2 separate regions of the Homo sapiens genome follow, and region 2 is linked to region 1. The links are chromatin contacts, found by Hi-C in ENCODE. All regions are on one chromosome and are shown on one strand. The core of a region is the stretch at or near the end of the contact, and the rest is flanking DNA. Distances in the headings are between cores, read along the strand shown. Region 1 holds the start of KMT5C (lysine methyltransferase 5C). Region 2 holds the start of MZF1 (myeloid zinc finger 1).

Evidence for each region. Hi-C counts contacts between places; a loop is a spot of excess contacts on that map. Pooled maps may share reads with other maps.
Region 2: a loop to region 1 is called in a pooled map, with 18 times the contacts of the local background. The contact joins the promoter of MZF1 here to the promoter of KMT5C in region 1. A Hi-C loop is called at or near these places in 7 of 50 pooled maps.

What each region holds. Positions count from the first base shown.
Region 1 is chr19:55,335,499-55,342,594 of GRCh38, forward strand. It overlaps KMT5C (lysine methyltransferase 5C), which reads left to right and starts at 4,378. Exons shown (of 9, transcript NM_032701.4): 1 at 4,378-4,459; 2 at 6,296-6,548; 3 at 6,717-6,882. The coding sequence starts at 6,439. RefSeq lists enhancers at 2,522-3,296, 3,297-4,070, 4,380-4,449 and silencers at 4,470-4,529, 5,775-5,954.
Region 2 is chr19:58,567,833-58,574,928 of GRCh38, forward strand. It overlaps MZF1 (myeloid zinc finger 1), which reads right to left and starts at 5,503. Exons shown (of 6, transcript NM_198055.2): 1 at 5,223-5,503; 2 at 3,162-3,597; 3 at 2,512-2,695; 4 at 1,684-1,754; 5 at 1,445-1,565. The coding sequence starts at 3,557. It overlaps MZF1-AS1 (MZF1 antisense RNA 1), which reads left to right. Exons shown (of 6, transcript NR_027334.2): 2 at 1,081-1,163; 3 at 2,552-2,625; 4 at 4,026-4,123; 5 at 4,746-4,991; 6 at 5,085-6,965. RefSeq lists enhancers at 4,208-5,069, 5,070-5,929, 5,298-5,387, 5,448-5,877.

The DNA.
Region 1 (7,096 bases), core at 3,128-5,627:
AAAATACAAAAAAATTAGCCGGGCGTGGTGGCAGGAGCCTGTAATCCCAGCTACTCGGGAGGGTGAGGCAGGAGAATGGCGTGAACCCGGGAGACAGAGCTTGCAGTGAGCGGAGATTGTGCCACTGCACTCCAGCCCGGGCGACAGAGCGAGGCTCCATCTCAAAAAGAAAAAAAAAAGAAAAAAAAGGAACAGACAGTAAATATAATGAACTGATGAACTCATGTCAGTGGGATTGAAAATCAAATAACTAAAAAAGAAAGAAAAGAGGCCGGGCACGATGGCTCACGCCTGTAATCCCAGCACTTTGGGAGGCCAAGGTGGGTGGATCACAAGGTCAGGAGATCGAGACCATCCTGGCTAACAGAGTGAAACCCCATTTCTACTAAAAATACAAAAAATTAGCTGGGCGTGGTGGTGGGCACCTGTAGTCCCAGCTACTCGGGAGGCTGAGGCAGGAGAATGCCGTGAACCCGGGAGGCAGAGCTTGCAGTGAGCTGAGATCGCACCACTGCACTCCAGCCTGGGCAACAGAGCGAGATTTTGTCTCAAGATAAAAAAAAGAAAGAAAAGAAAAAGAAAGAAGGAAGGAAGGAAAGAAAGGGAAAGAAAGAAAGAAAAGAAAGAAAGAAATGCAGTTTTGTTACAGGTGTAGTTAAAAAAAATAGAGATAAAAAGAAAAATATAATGAACTCATGGATTCCACCACAGGGCTTAAACAAAATTTCCAAATACCAATGTCCCGTGTAGCTTTCCCGATTGCATTCTTCCCTCCCCACCCTCAGGGGCGGCCGCTTCCCTCCCCATGCTGTGTTAGTCATGCCCTTCACGTGTGTATCCTTTTGCCACATGTATCCACATGCAACCATTGTTTTGTTTTGCTTTGTTTTTTGAGATGGAATTTCGCTCTTGTCATCCAGGCTGGAGTGTAGTGGTGCAATCTCGGCTCACTGCAACCTCTGCCTCCTGGGTTCAAGCAATTCTCCTGCCTCAGCCTCCTAAGTAGCTGGGATTACAGGTGCCTGCCACCATGTGCGGGTAAATTTTTGTATTTTTAGTAGAGACGGGGTTTCATCATGTTGGCCAGGCTGGTCTCGAACTTCCGACCTCAGGTGATCCACCGGCCTCGGCCTCCCAAAGTGCTGGGATTACAGGCGTGAGCGGCTGTGCCCAGCCATTGTATGTGTTTCAAAACTTCGTGTCAATGGCATTGTAGACTTCTGCAACTACGGGTTGTCCCGGGTGATATATGGGACACTGGTGCATCTACTTTCACTGACATATGGTGTTCCCCTGTATCAATATACCAGGATCCATGTTTCCATTCTTCTGGTGATGGAAACCGTTTCCAGTTCCTCACCGTTACAAACACGATAGCGAGCATTCTTGCATTTATCTCTTTATTCCAAGTCGGAGAGTTTCTCTAGAGTGTACACCCACCCACTAGTAGAAGGACTGTACTTCATACAGACTGATACAACTTTTCCAGTTAGCTGAGTTTCCATGAAGTCCTTTATGCTTGCCATTTCCCCCTCCCTGGGTAAGGCTGCTTTTCTCTTCTGGAGCTGGTCACCTGTCCCTCCCCACTGATGACCAGGAGTTACAGTTGGCATCACCTTGCTCTGGTATGGCCACCTCTGTCCACCTCTGTCTCCTCTAGCTGCTCCATGGCAAGTCCCCAGCCCCAGTTCCCTTCTGCCGGCATGGTCCTGGTCAAAGTGATGGTCCCGAGAAAGGTTTGGTCGACTTTAGCTGTAGTGGTGCCTGCCTGAGTTAGGGGGTATTTCAGAGCTCATGAGAGATTAGGGAGGTAAAGCATGGGGCTAGGGGATAGTCCCTGTTGGAGAAGAAATAGCATGAACAAAGGGTGGAAAGCTGGAAGCCAAACAAGTGTATGGTCTATGTTTTATAGATGGGAACCCAAAGCCCAGAGATGGCAAGTCACTTCCTCAAAGTCACAGAGCAATGCAGAGACTGTCAGCTTCATCCTTATTGGTTGGTCATTCACACATTCATTCAGTACATATTAACAAAGTGCCTAGGCCAGCCATGGTGGCTCACACCTGTAATCCCAGCACTTTGGGAGGCTGAGGTGGGTGGATCACCTGAGGTCAGGAGTTCAAGACCAGCTTGGCCAGCATGGCGAAACCCCACCTCTACTAAAAATACAGAAACTAGCTGGGCATGGTGGTGGGCACCTGTAATCCCAGCTACTCAGGAGGCTGAGGCAGGAGAATCACTTGAATTCGGGAGGCAGAGAGCCGAGATCGCACCACTGTACTCCAGCCTGGGCGACAGAGCAAGACCCTCTCTCAAAAAAAAAAAAAAAGAAGGGAGCATCACTTGAATGAGCCCCTAGAGAGACCCTGTCTCTACAAAAATTAAAGGATTAGCCGAGCATGGTGGCATGCGTCTGTGGTCCCAGCTACTCAGGAGGCTGAGGCTGTAGGATCGCTTGAACCCAGGAGGTCGAGGCTGCAGTGAGCCATCCTTGCACCACTGCACTCCAGCCTGGGCAACAGAGGAAGACCCTGTCTCAAAACACAATACAGGCCAGGCATGGTGGCTCATGCCTGTAATCCCAGCACTTTGGGAGGCTGAGGTGGGTGGATCACCTGAGGTCAGGAGTTCGAGACCAGCCTGACCAACATGGTGAAACCCCGTATCTACTAAAAAAAAAAAAAAAAAAAAAAATTAGCCGGGCATGGTAGTGCATGCCTGTAATCCCAACTATTTGGGAGGCTGAAGCAGGAAAATCGCTTGAACCTGGGCGGCGGAGGTTGCAGTGAGCCGACATCGCACCATTCCACTCCAGCCTGGGCAACAAGAGGGAACTCTGTCTAAAAAAAAATTAGCCAGGGGTGGTAGTGCATGCCTGTAATCCCAGCTACTTGGGAGGCTGAGGCAGGAGAATCGTTTGAACCTGGGAAGCAGAGGCTGCAGTGAGCCGAGATCACTCCACTGCACTCTAGCCTGGGCGAGAGAGCGATACTCTGTCTCTGTCTCTCTCTCTCTCTCTCTCTCTCTCTCTCTCTCTCTCTCTCTCTCTCTCTCACACACACACACACACACACACACACACACACCAAAACACCAAAAACAGCACACCAAAACAGCACCTACTCTGTGGCATGCATTGTTTTAAGTGCCCACGATCTATAGCTGTACAGTGGAGCGCATGTCTGACAGTGATCCTATATGTGTAGACACACAAGCGCCTACATTGTGTTACCGGACAGTAACATGCTGCACAGCTGTGTGGCCCAGGAGCCGCCGGCCACCTTACAGCCCAGGTGCCAGCAGCCCTGCCACGTAGGTGTGAGTGATGTTGCTCTAGGATGCTGGCAGGATGACGACATCGCCTGAGCACGCACTGCCCAGATGGTATCAGTGTCGTTAAGGGAAGAATGGCTGTGGCGAAACAAACAAACAAGCAAACAAAGACCGCCTGTTCTGAGTGTGGAGCTTATTATTCTCGGCGTAATTATGATGAATTGTTAGTTACGTTTGCCTCTAGGATTGAGGTAGGGGGGGTGATCCCAATTAGGGGGTGCCCCAGGGGAGCGCCCCAGGAGTCAGGGCTTGTCTCAAAAGTCCCCACTCCTCCCTCAGCCTCCCCTCCCTCCATCCGACCCCGTTCATATCGCGGGAAGGTCCCACAGAGTGCGTGTGGATACTCCCAAAACGCAACGGTGTAAACGGGGAGGGAGGGAGAGAGACTGAGGAGCCCTTTGTAGCCAGGCAGAGCTGTCAATAAAGTTTCGTCGCCTTGGTAACCGCAGGCCTCGCGGGGCGGGAGGGGAGAGGGATGGCGGTGCGCGCGCATTCACCGCCTCCCTCCCGCCGGGTCTGGCTTTCTCCCTCCTGTGGCCGAAGCTTTCCTCGGAGAAATAGAAGAGGGAGGCCGCGACTCTATGGTGATGGACGGAGGCCTTACCCAATGGAAAGAGGAGCTGTCCCAAGGCCAGGCAATCATATACGACTACTGGAGCTGGCAGAGCCCGCCCTCTTTCCACTTGGACCTGAATAACCCGACCCAAACCGAGTTTCGCCCGGAGAGACTGCGCTTTCGGCCAATGAGTGCGTCGATTTCGAGCCCCAGTGTGAGCGAAGGCGGGACAAGTCTCCATGGCAGCGACTAAAGGACAGCGATGTGAACCACTGACAACAGTTCGCGGCGTTTGACGGCGGCGGGGGCGTGGCGGGGTTTTATCTGTGTATTGACGAGAGCCGGGCGCGGAGGGAAAGAGTGGGGCTTGGCCAATGGGAGCGCCGTGAGCTTCGTAGCAACGGAGGAGTGGCGGTGGCTGTGGCCAATAGAAAGCCTCAGTGGCCTTGGCGGGGCTGGCCCGGAGAGCAGATGGGAGGTGCGGCGACAGTGTTTGACGAGAGCCGAAGGAGGCTGTGGGAGGTGTTGGCGGCGGCGGCGCGGGCGCCTGAGGAGGAGGAGGAGAAGCGGGTGAGGGGCGGCGCGGGGCCCGATCTCTGAGCCCCTTCACGGCCCCAGCCCCGCGCCGCCTTGGCTCCCCAGTCGCCCCCTGCCCCGACTGCCCCCCACCCCGCCCGGCCCCTCCTCGTGTCCAGGCGCCCACGTCTCCCGGCCCCTCGCCGGGCCTCGGGCTCCGCGGCACTGCAGCCTCCTTCCTGTGCTTCCTCACCCGGGCCCTGACCCCCTTCTTACGTCCACGGCCCTCCCTGCATCCTCAGGGCCTCTCCCTGACCTCTTGTCACTCTCCAGGCCTCTCCCTGCACCCCCCAGGGCCTTTCCCTGACCTCACCCTCCAGGCCTCTCCCTGCACCCCCAGGTCTCTCCCTGCACCCTCAGGGCCTCTCCCTGACCCTTCTCTCACCCCCGGGACCTCCCTGCACTCCCAGGGCCAATCCCCGACCTCCTCTCACCCTCCAGGCCTCCTTCTGGACCCTCTAGGTCTTTCTGTGCCCTAGAACCTCTCCCTGACCCCTCTGTCCCTCTCCTGGCACTCCCTGGACCCTGAGGTCGGCCTCTGACCCTCCAGGTCCCTTGCCCTGGGCTCTCACCGCCTACCCAGGCGCCTCCCTGGGTCCCCAGGCCCTTCCCTAGGGTCTCCCTTTCCTGGATCCCCCAGGACCCCACCAAGCCCGTTTGGATCCCTGGGCCCCTGTCCGCCCTCTCAGGCCCTTCACTCACTGGACACCCAGGATCTTCTCCGCCATCCCTGGACCGCCCCCCGACCCAGGTCTCCCGTCTGGCTCCTCCCTGAGTCCCTAGGCCATTCCCCGCTCTCTGTCCTCCCTGGCACCCCCATCCCTTCCTCACACCCCTCTGAGCGCCCCCAGGCCCGGCTGCAGCCTTCTCCCTCCCACAGCCCCCTGCCGTGCCCACCGCTGTGCGTTTCTCTCCTTGCCCCCAGCCCCCTCTCCAGCTTCCCCGCTGTCCCTGGCGTCCTCCTGCAGCGCCCCCTCTTTCTCTCCCGCAGCCTCGCAGTCTGTCCCCGACCCCTCCACAGCCGTCTCTGCAGCTCCCGCTCCTTGCCCTGCCCCATCTCCTCCTCTCCTGGGCGCGGATGAGCCTCGAGCGCCGTGGTGCGGGGACGAGGCTGGCCCTCCGTCCGGGTTAGGGGTTTGGGTGGTTTTCTTCATCTCTCCGTTCTCTCCTGGCTCCGCTTTAAAAAAATGTTTTTGTAAATATTGACCTGTGCTGCCTCCCCATAGTCTTCCTTTGCTCCCCTCCCCACCCCCGCTTTTGTCCTCTGAGCCCCCCTCCCCTGGAATCCTTGGAGAGGGAGCAGGTGCTGGGATCCCTCCCCTGCCCTCCCTCCCGTCACCCGCCTCCAGGCTGCCTGGGGCTTCACCCGGAGCCTCCTGACCACTCCCGAAGGCTGCCGGGGAGGCAGGGGGCGGAGACCGAGGCTGGGTCGAGGTGGGGGTGGAGGGCGGGACCTCGGGCTGGCGGGAAGCTTTGACTTTTCCTCCTTGAGGGCTAGAGGTGAAGCGGCTCCCCACGGTGCTAAGCCTTTAGGGTGATCCCGGCTGCCAATCAGTCAGCCTTCTCTGGGCCCAAAGAGATGTGTGTGTGTAGGGGGTCTCTGTACATATGGGCAGGGGCATCTGCGTGTGTCAGTCTGAGTGTGCATGGGTGTGCATGTGGGGGTTGTGTGTTTAGGGGGGATCTGTGTCTGCGCTGCGGAGCAAGAGCAAGAGCTAAGGCGATGGCTGACATGGCTCTGGGCTTTCCCTACTCTCAGAAGTACTTGTTGCATTCCATCTTCGCCAGCGGCCTGGTGAAGTCAGCACTGCTTTTCTCCCCATTTTGCAGATGAGATCGTGGGGCTCACCAGCGTCCCCCATGGCTTCTGAGTAGCGTGGGAGTGGAGTCAGCACCAAGCCAGGCTCCCCGCGCCTGCCTTGCCCTCACCTGCTCCTGCTCTCTGCCAGAGGCAGCATGGTCCGCAGGGCACCATGGGGCCCGACAGAGTGACAGCACGAGAACTGTGCGAGAACGACGACCTGGCCACCAGCCTCGTCCTGGACCCCTACCTCGGTTTCCGCACCCATAAGATGAACGTCAGGTGAGGTGGCCTGGGGGCGAGGGTGGGCCCGAGGGGTCAGGACCCCTCCCCTTGCACCGCTGCCGCCCCTCGGCCCTCTCCTTAGCCTGGTCCTCCCCTCAGCTCCAAGTGGGGGTTGGGGCCGGGGCCCGGGAAGGCCCTGGGACCCAGGCATGCCCTCTCCCCCAGCCCTGTGCCCCCCCTGCGGCGACAGCAGCACCTGCGCTCAGCGCTGGAAACTTTCCTGAGGCAGCGGGACCTGGAGGCTGCGTACCGGGCCCTGACGCTGGGAGGCTGGACGGCCCGCTACTTCCAGAGCCGGGGCCCGCGGCAGGAGGCTGCCCTCAAGACCCACGTGAGGGCGCCCTCCCCTCCCCCGCCCTCACCGCGTGTCCTCCCCGCTCACCGGGCCTGGTCCCGCCTGGCAGACGCTCTAGAGTCCCTCAGCGCAGCCCCTGGGGCCCCCTGACTTCCTAGCCCTTGGGACCATCTGAGGCAAGGCTCAGAGAATCCTAGGAGAGGAGAGTTGGGGGGGCCCTCTGAGATGTAGTCCAACCTCTTCATTTGAC
Region 2 (7,096 bases), core at 4,253-6,752, 3.2 Mb after region 1:
TTACTGCTGTTCTCAGAGAAATAAGGAAAGACATTGTAAATGAAAGAACAACAGGAGACAGCTAAAAAGATGAACATTCAGAGAATAAAAACACTCTTGGAAAGTAAAAATATGCTACAAGAGACCAGATGAAGTAGCTCATGCCTGTAATCCCAGCACTCTGGGAGGCTGAGGTGGGAGCATCACTTGAAGCCAGGAATTTAAGACCAGCCCTGGCAACATAGTGAGAACCTGTTTCTACAAAAAAATAAAAAAATTAAAAATGAGTCAGGTACAGTGACACATGCCTGCAGTCCCAGATACTTGGGAGGCTGAGGCGAGAGGATCACTTGAGCCCAGGAGTTCAAGGTTACAGTAAGCTATGATGGCACCACTGTGCTCTAGTCTGTGTGAAATAGTGAGACCCCCTCCCCCCACCAAAAAAAAAGCTACCAGAAATGAAAATCTTAACAGAAGGTCTGAAAGATACAAGTGAGAAAATTTCCAGGAAAATAGAGTAGAAAGACAAAGGAATGGAAAATTGGAGTGAAAAGATAAGAACATTAAAGGACCCATCCCAGATGCCAATAGCCAAGTAAGAGGCATCCCAGAAACAGGGAGCAGAGCAATAGAAGGGAAGGAAATAAAAAAAAATTTCAAGGCAGTTTCCCAGAACTGAGAGATGTGAATTTCAAACTGAAAAAGCTCACCAACAATAGTGATAAAAAAAGGTCTGTGACTGTACTAATAAAAAGAATTCTTCCAGCCAAACTTCAATCTAATGTTGAGGGCTAGACAATGTGTTTCAGATATGGGACATGTCAGAATTTTATCTTCCACACCAGAACACCCACAAAGCTCCACCAAAACAAAGGTGTGAACTAAGAAAGAGGAGACCCTGGGTCTCAGGAACAGGAAGGAACATAACAGAAGATGGGTTGTAGGAGGAGCCTGGATGATGCCAGACAAAGGTGGTGGCTGAGAGGTAGATGGCAGGGGGCCTCTGGTCCGTAATGCTTCGATGATTGGGCAGGATCCCTATCCTGTGTCAAGGTCCCTCCTGCCCACCTGCTCTGTCTACTAACCTGCTGTCCTTGTCAGGTCCCAGCCCTACCTGTCCTGATGCCTGACCAGCAGGATGCAAGCCCAGGAGGCCATCCAGGATACCAGGACTGGGAGAGAATGTGGGTACGGGGAATACTCGCCCTGCTTGCAAAAGGTTTTACTAGGGTGGGGAGTTTCTAGAAAGTAGAGGGGCTGTGGGATCAGTGGTAGTGGTGGGTGGCTTTTTTTGAGGGCAGAAGATGCTAGAGGAGGTTGAACCTTATAGGGGATGATCTAGGGAATGGGGGAACTTGGGGATGCTGGAGTAAGAGGGCTGCCTGCGTAGGGCCAGGAGTGGGGTCGGCAGAGATGGTGCTGTCCATGCGGAAGGCCTAGTCCCACCACACCCCATCTCACTTACCTGGGGAGAAGATGCCCCCAGCTTCCTCATGCCACAGGGCCCTGGGGTGCTCCCTCCATGAGGGACCCTCAGGCCCAGTCTTGCTGTGGGGAAAGATCTGGTCCAGCACGGTCCCACATCTCTGAAATCACAGTGGTCACTGCTCCTCTGTGCCTGGCTGGGCTCAGGGAGGGACCTACCTGACCCCACCCAGCAACTTCCAGGGAAAGGAGGAGAACATGGACCTGGGCAGGACTTACCTGGGCCTCCTCAGGCAGGAGGGTGGGTACAGACTCCTGGGTGGCAGCTAGAGGCCCAGACTCCAGGAAATCTAGAGAGGAAAACTGGTATCAGGCAGCCTGAGTGAGTTTCCACCCCACTGCCCTTCTTAGTGGTGTGCCAGGTGCTGGGATGCAGAGAGGTGGGATTCTTGGTTGTGGGCTTGGGTTGGGGAGGGCAGTGCAGGGTAGCTGAGGGCCCAGCTCAGGGGCTGGGTGAAGCAGAGTACCCTGGAAGGCCAGGGGTTGAGCTGCAGTGGGATGAGATGGGCTGAGGTTTGTGCCCCTGTAGCCGTATGTGAACCATGGGGCAAGGTGGTCAGCGGGGGTCAGAGGTATTGTACAAGGGTCCACATAGGAATGGCAGGGTGTGAGCAGCTAGTTCAGGTGCCCTGCCTGGGAGGTGAAAGGGGTCATACCCCTAACACTACGAGGTCCTCCCTCAGCAGCTCCTAATTATACCTCTGCCTGCTGTCTGTTCCCCAGTGACAAGCACATATTGCCTAACGCATCTCCTTGGGGACTGAACACCACATGCCATCTGTACTGGGAAACCCCAACAGCCTGCTCCATGCCATGGGGTTCGTGGGTACAGGGCTGTGGCAGTCAGGCTTGGTGTGTGAGGGGTAGTGACAGCACTGGCTGCGGTGGAGGGGAGACCTGACTGGGTAGAATGTGGGGGCTGCTGGCAGATGGAAACCATTCCATTTATAACAAACCTGGCCCAGTGGACTTCAGACTGACTGCTCAGGCCAGGTTCCCTGGCCCACCCAACCAGACCTTAGGCGCGCCCACCGTGCATGCCCTCACCTGAGTCCTCTGTAACCTCTGACTCCTCTTTCACCTGCAGGCCCAGTGGTGATTCCTGCATAGTCCTAGGAGGTGTCTTGGGCCCAGGCTCTGGAGTTGGAGGCTCAGTTTCAGGTAGGGGCTGGAAACTGGAGGGCTCCATCTTCTCTGATAGGACCTCCTGGCCCTGCACCTGGACTGTGACCTGGGGAGGTGCCCCCACCATCAGAAGTCCTACCAGAGAGTAAGGCTGGCCGCAACCTGGGGTTTGTGGGTGCCCATCCCACTGTAGGATCCCAGGGGCCTGCCTTGTAAATACCTACTGACTAGGTCCTCCAAGGACCTACCTCCCCTAGGCCCTGAGCAAAGAATGAAGGGACCACCTGCAGTCCCTCCCCTGCTCTGACATCGTGGCCTTCCAGTACCTTCCCCATATTCCCCTAGCCTGCAGCTCCTATGTCCACGTGACTGCAGGTGATGCAGGAATGGGCTGGGGAGTCTGGCCCTGGAATCCCTCTGCCCTGGGCAGCCTTGCACAGGGTCTCTGTTGCAGGTGGCCACTTCTGTACCACAAGGGAGAACGTGTGTCTGGCAAAGCGTGGTGCTGCCCAGGGTGAGGCCGAGCTGGATGATGCTCCAGTCCTGAACCCCACTCGTGGACACTCACTCACCCATCTCCGGGGTCCGCCCGGCTCCCGGCGCAGCCCATCTACTAGGGCAGCAGCCTCCTCGGGGCTGCCTGGCCGCTGCCCCTGCACACGGGCCTGGATCTCAGGGGGCAGTGCGCCCAGGAACTGCTCCAGCACCAACAGCTCCAGCATCTGCTCCTTGGAGCGTACCTCTGGACGCAGCCACTGGCGACACAGCTCTCGGAGCTGGGCCAGGGCCTCTTGGGGCCCTGTGGCCTCCTCATAGCGGAAGCACCGGAAACGCAGGCGTGCAGCTTCAGGGCCTGGGTCCCATAAGGCAGCCTCACCCTCCTCCTCAGAGTCCTCTAGCTTCACCATGACAGGCCCCTCATCTTCTGGGGGTGCTCGGTCTGGGGAGCCCAGCACCGCAGGCCTCATAGAGGGTACCAGGTCAGGTATCTGAGGCCAGTGTCTGCCCCTGGTGAAGAAATAGGATGAGGCTGTTGCAAAAGGAGTACAGTGAATGCTTCACTGCCTAGTCTATGCTGTACCGTTTGATCCTCAGACCTACCCCATGTGGAAGGCAGATGAGGAAACAGGCAAAGAAAGGCCATCTACAACCCACAGACTTATGCAGCTGGAAGCCCTCCCTTAGCCACCTGTATCCCTGGTCTTCTCTCCGCTTGGGCCTGTGCAAAGTCTCTGACAGTCTCCCTGCTCCAAACACAGGCTTTTTTTTCTTTTCTTTGAGACATGCTGTCAGTCAGTTGCCCAGGCTGAAGTGCAGTGGCGAGATCATGCGTCACTGCAGACTTGACCTCCCGGGCTCCAGAGATCGGCCTCCCAAGTAGCTGAGACAACAGGTGTGTGCCACGACATCCGGCTAATTTCTTAATTTTTCTGTAGGGATGGGATCTTACTATGTTGCCTAGGCTGTTCTTGAACTCCTGGGCTCAAGCAGATGATCCTCTTACCTTGACCTCCCGAAGTGCTGGGACTTACAGGTTTGTTCCACCATGCCAGCCCACAGGCTGTTTTTTAGGACTAGAAGACACTTCTCTCCCCTGTATCCTTCCCTTCTTCTACATGTGCAACCTCATTCCTGCGCTACAGCTCTCTCTTTACCAGGTGGATGGCACCTATACACCTACAGCCTGGGCATCAGCATCACTGCTGGCGTCTCCCCCTACCCAACGCCAGCCCTTACTTCACCTTCTATTCTCTCATCTACTTCGATGTGGCTCCTCATTTGGGCCCCACCATCATTCCCCTCCCTGCTTGGAAGCCTCACTCCACCTAATCCTCCATGTCAACCTGTGCAGTCACTTGTATGGCTCAGCTCCCAGGCAGCACCCTCTCTCCCTACTCAGCCCCATCTTCTAAGCCCAACATCACACTACGCAATGCCCCATCTCAGCTTCCTGATTTAGCTGGGGTTGGAAGGGGATGGGGGAGCTTCGCAATGGGTGGGGGGGCGGCAAAGGCTCCAAGACTGCCGGAACAGGAGCCTGCAAGGAAGTCCCGAGACTCTGATTCCGCCCATCTTCAGATCACTGTGCCTTCGAGAACTTGTTTCCCCATTTGCAAGTGGGGCTGACCTCCCTCCTCGCGCTGTTCCTTCTGCAGCTGCGGCTTTAGGAAGGAATCTGCGTTTATGAAGGGGATGGCACCGCAGAATCATTCCCCCGTGGGTGGCATCGATTTCGAGGGCCGCCTCATCCTGGGGGCCAAGCCTCCACTCTTCAAGGTGCCAAGTCAACCTGAAACCCTGGGAGAGACTTGGGTCATAGCCAAGATGGCAGGTACCTACGGAGGGTCCCGAAATACACTTCCCAGAAGTCCAGGCGGCAACTTCCGCTCCAGGGTGCCAAGGTAGGTCCAGACGACGCCTAGGCAACCGGGGGCGGGGCTCCCAAAGCCTGTCGTCGTGGCAACGAGTAGTGATTGACAAGCCTCTCGCTCTAGCCCTGGGCGCTCCCGCAAGGACTGCCCGGATTCGTTCCCCGCGCTTCCGGTCTCACTGGGGAGCCGGAATCCCCGAGTCTGCAGCCACCGCCCCCGTCCACACGATAGCCCTCCCGGTTAAGAGGACCCCGCCCTCACCTCTGCGCTCAGCGGGCCGCTCCGCGCTCCTGAGCACGCGCAGTCTTCGACTTCCCCCTCCCGCTGGACTACGTCTCCCAGGATGCTCCGCGCACCAGCTCGAGCGCCTCCTTGCCCTTCCCCCACCCTCGTCCCCGTTTCTACACCCTCTCCTCCCTTCCCCTAGCGGTGGTCGCAATGATCAGGTCATACTCCTGGCCGCTTCTTCCCATGCTCCCCGCCTCGAATCCGTGCGTCGGCATGCGCAAGCCTCTCAGGTACAACAGACGGCAGCACCGCCTACCAGATCGCGCATGCCCCCCACCACGTTTTCCTCACTTCTCTACGGGCCTTCCTGAGATTAGCAGGATCCTGCACCAATCACGGCCGTCATTAGAACTCCGTCGGTGCCCCACCGCGTCTCCATGGCAACTCCCTACAGGAAGGGGCCTCTGCTACTTCCTAGACCGCAAAATGGAGAAAGGCTTGGCCCGATGCTTTCCGGCAGATGTAGTCAGCAGGCCCTTCGTGTGTACGTGCGCGCGCGGCGCGATGACGTTCCTCTGTGATCATGGGCGAGGGGCGGGCCCTGAACGTCTCCATGGTAACCTGGGGACACGACTCGACATCGCCTGGGTAACCCGGAGACGCGGCGGGCGTTGAAAATGCAATGGGGCATGTGGGATGAAGAGGTGGGGAAGGGTACTGGGGCAGAGAGATGCCGATCGATAGAAACAGCGAGGAGAGACGGAGAGAGACCAGAGACTCAAGGGCAAAGAGAGACGAAGGACCGGCGGGAGGAAGAGAGAGAGAGACAGAGAGACAGACTCACAGACTGGGAGGACCGGAGACTCGACGCGAGGAGAGACAGTGAAAATAAGTGAACAAACATAGAGACACGGGTCCAAGTTATAAGAGGGCTGAGTGGATCAGAGGGTCAGGGCCGGGCAAACAGGTGTCAGAACAGTTAGCAAGAGAGAGGCAGATCAGAAAGGGATGCAGATGAAAGAGACACAAAGAAGGAAACGCAGAATGGGTTCACAGAGACAAGAAATGCAGATATCCAGACTCAAGAGGTAGACAAGAAGGGAGAGGGACAGAAACAAGAAGGGAGAAAAGGGACAGAAATTAGAGATACAGTAAGATGGATTGACAGTTTTCGAAGACCTAGAGAAAGATGACAGCACGAAGAGAGACAGGGAGAATCCGAGGTAAAACTGTTAGGAAAACTTAGGAGTCCAGATGCTGTCCAGTTATATGCTACCCTGTACAGGTTGATAGGTTGCAAATGCTTTCTGTCCAGTGTATCGCTTTGTAGCTCACTAAGCAGTTTTGTATCCAACTTTGTGCTTTTATTTCAGTGTTTTTCTTTTTCTTTCTTTCTTTTTTTTTTTTTTTTTTTTGACGGAGTCTCGCTGTTGCCAGACTGGAGTGCAGTGGCACGATCTCGGCTCACTGCAACCTCCGTCTCCCAGGTTCAAGCGATTCTCCTGCCTCAGCCTCCCGAGTAGCTGGGACTGCAGGCTGCTCCACCACACCCGGCTGATTTTTGTATTTTTAGTAGAGATGGGGTTTTACCATGTTGGCCAGACTGGTCTTGACCTCCAGACCTCTGGTGATCCGCCCACCTCGGCCTCCCAAATTGCTGGAATTACAGGTGTGAGCCACCGCGGCCGGCCAGTGTTTATTCTTCCTTTCCTGTCTTCCTAGAATCATCTTGCTGCTTCCCTCAGTACGGTAAATAAATCTTTTGACACATGCTCACTGAGAGTCATGTTTTTAACTGTTTTGAAATTATATTTGGCAGTCTGAAGGGAACCTGTTCTCCGGGCTAGGGGACAAACAGGGAAAAAGAAAATAGTGGCCGGGCGCGGTGGCTCACGCCTGTAATCCTA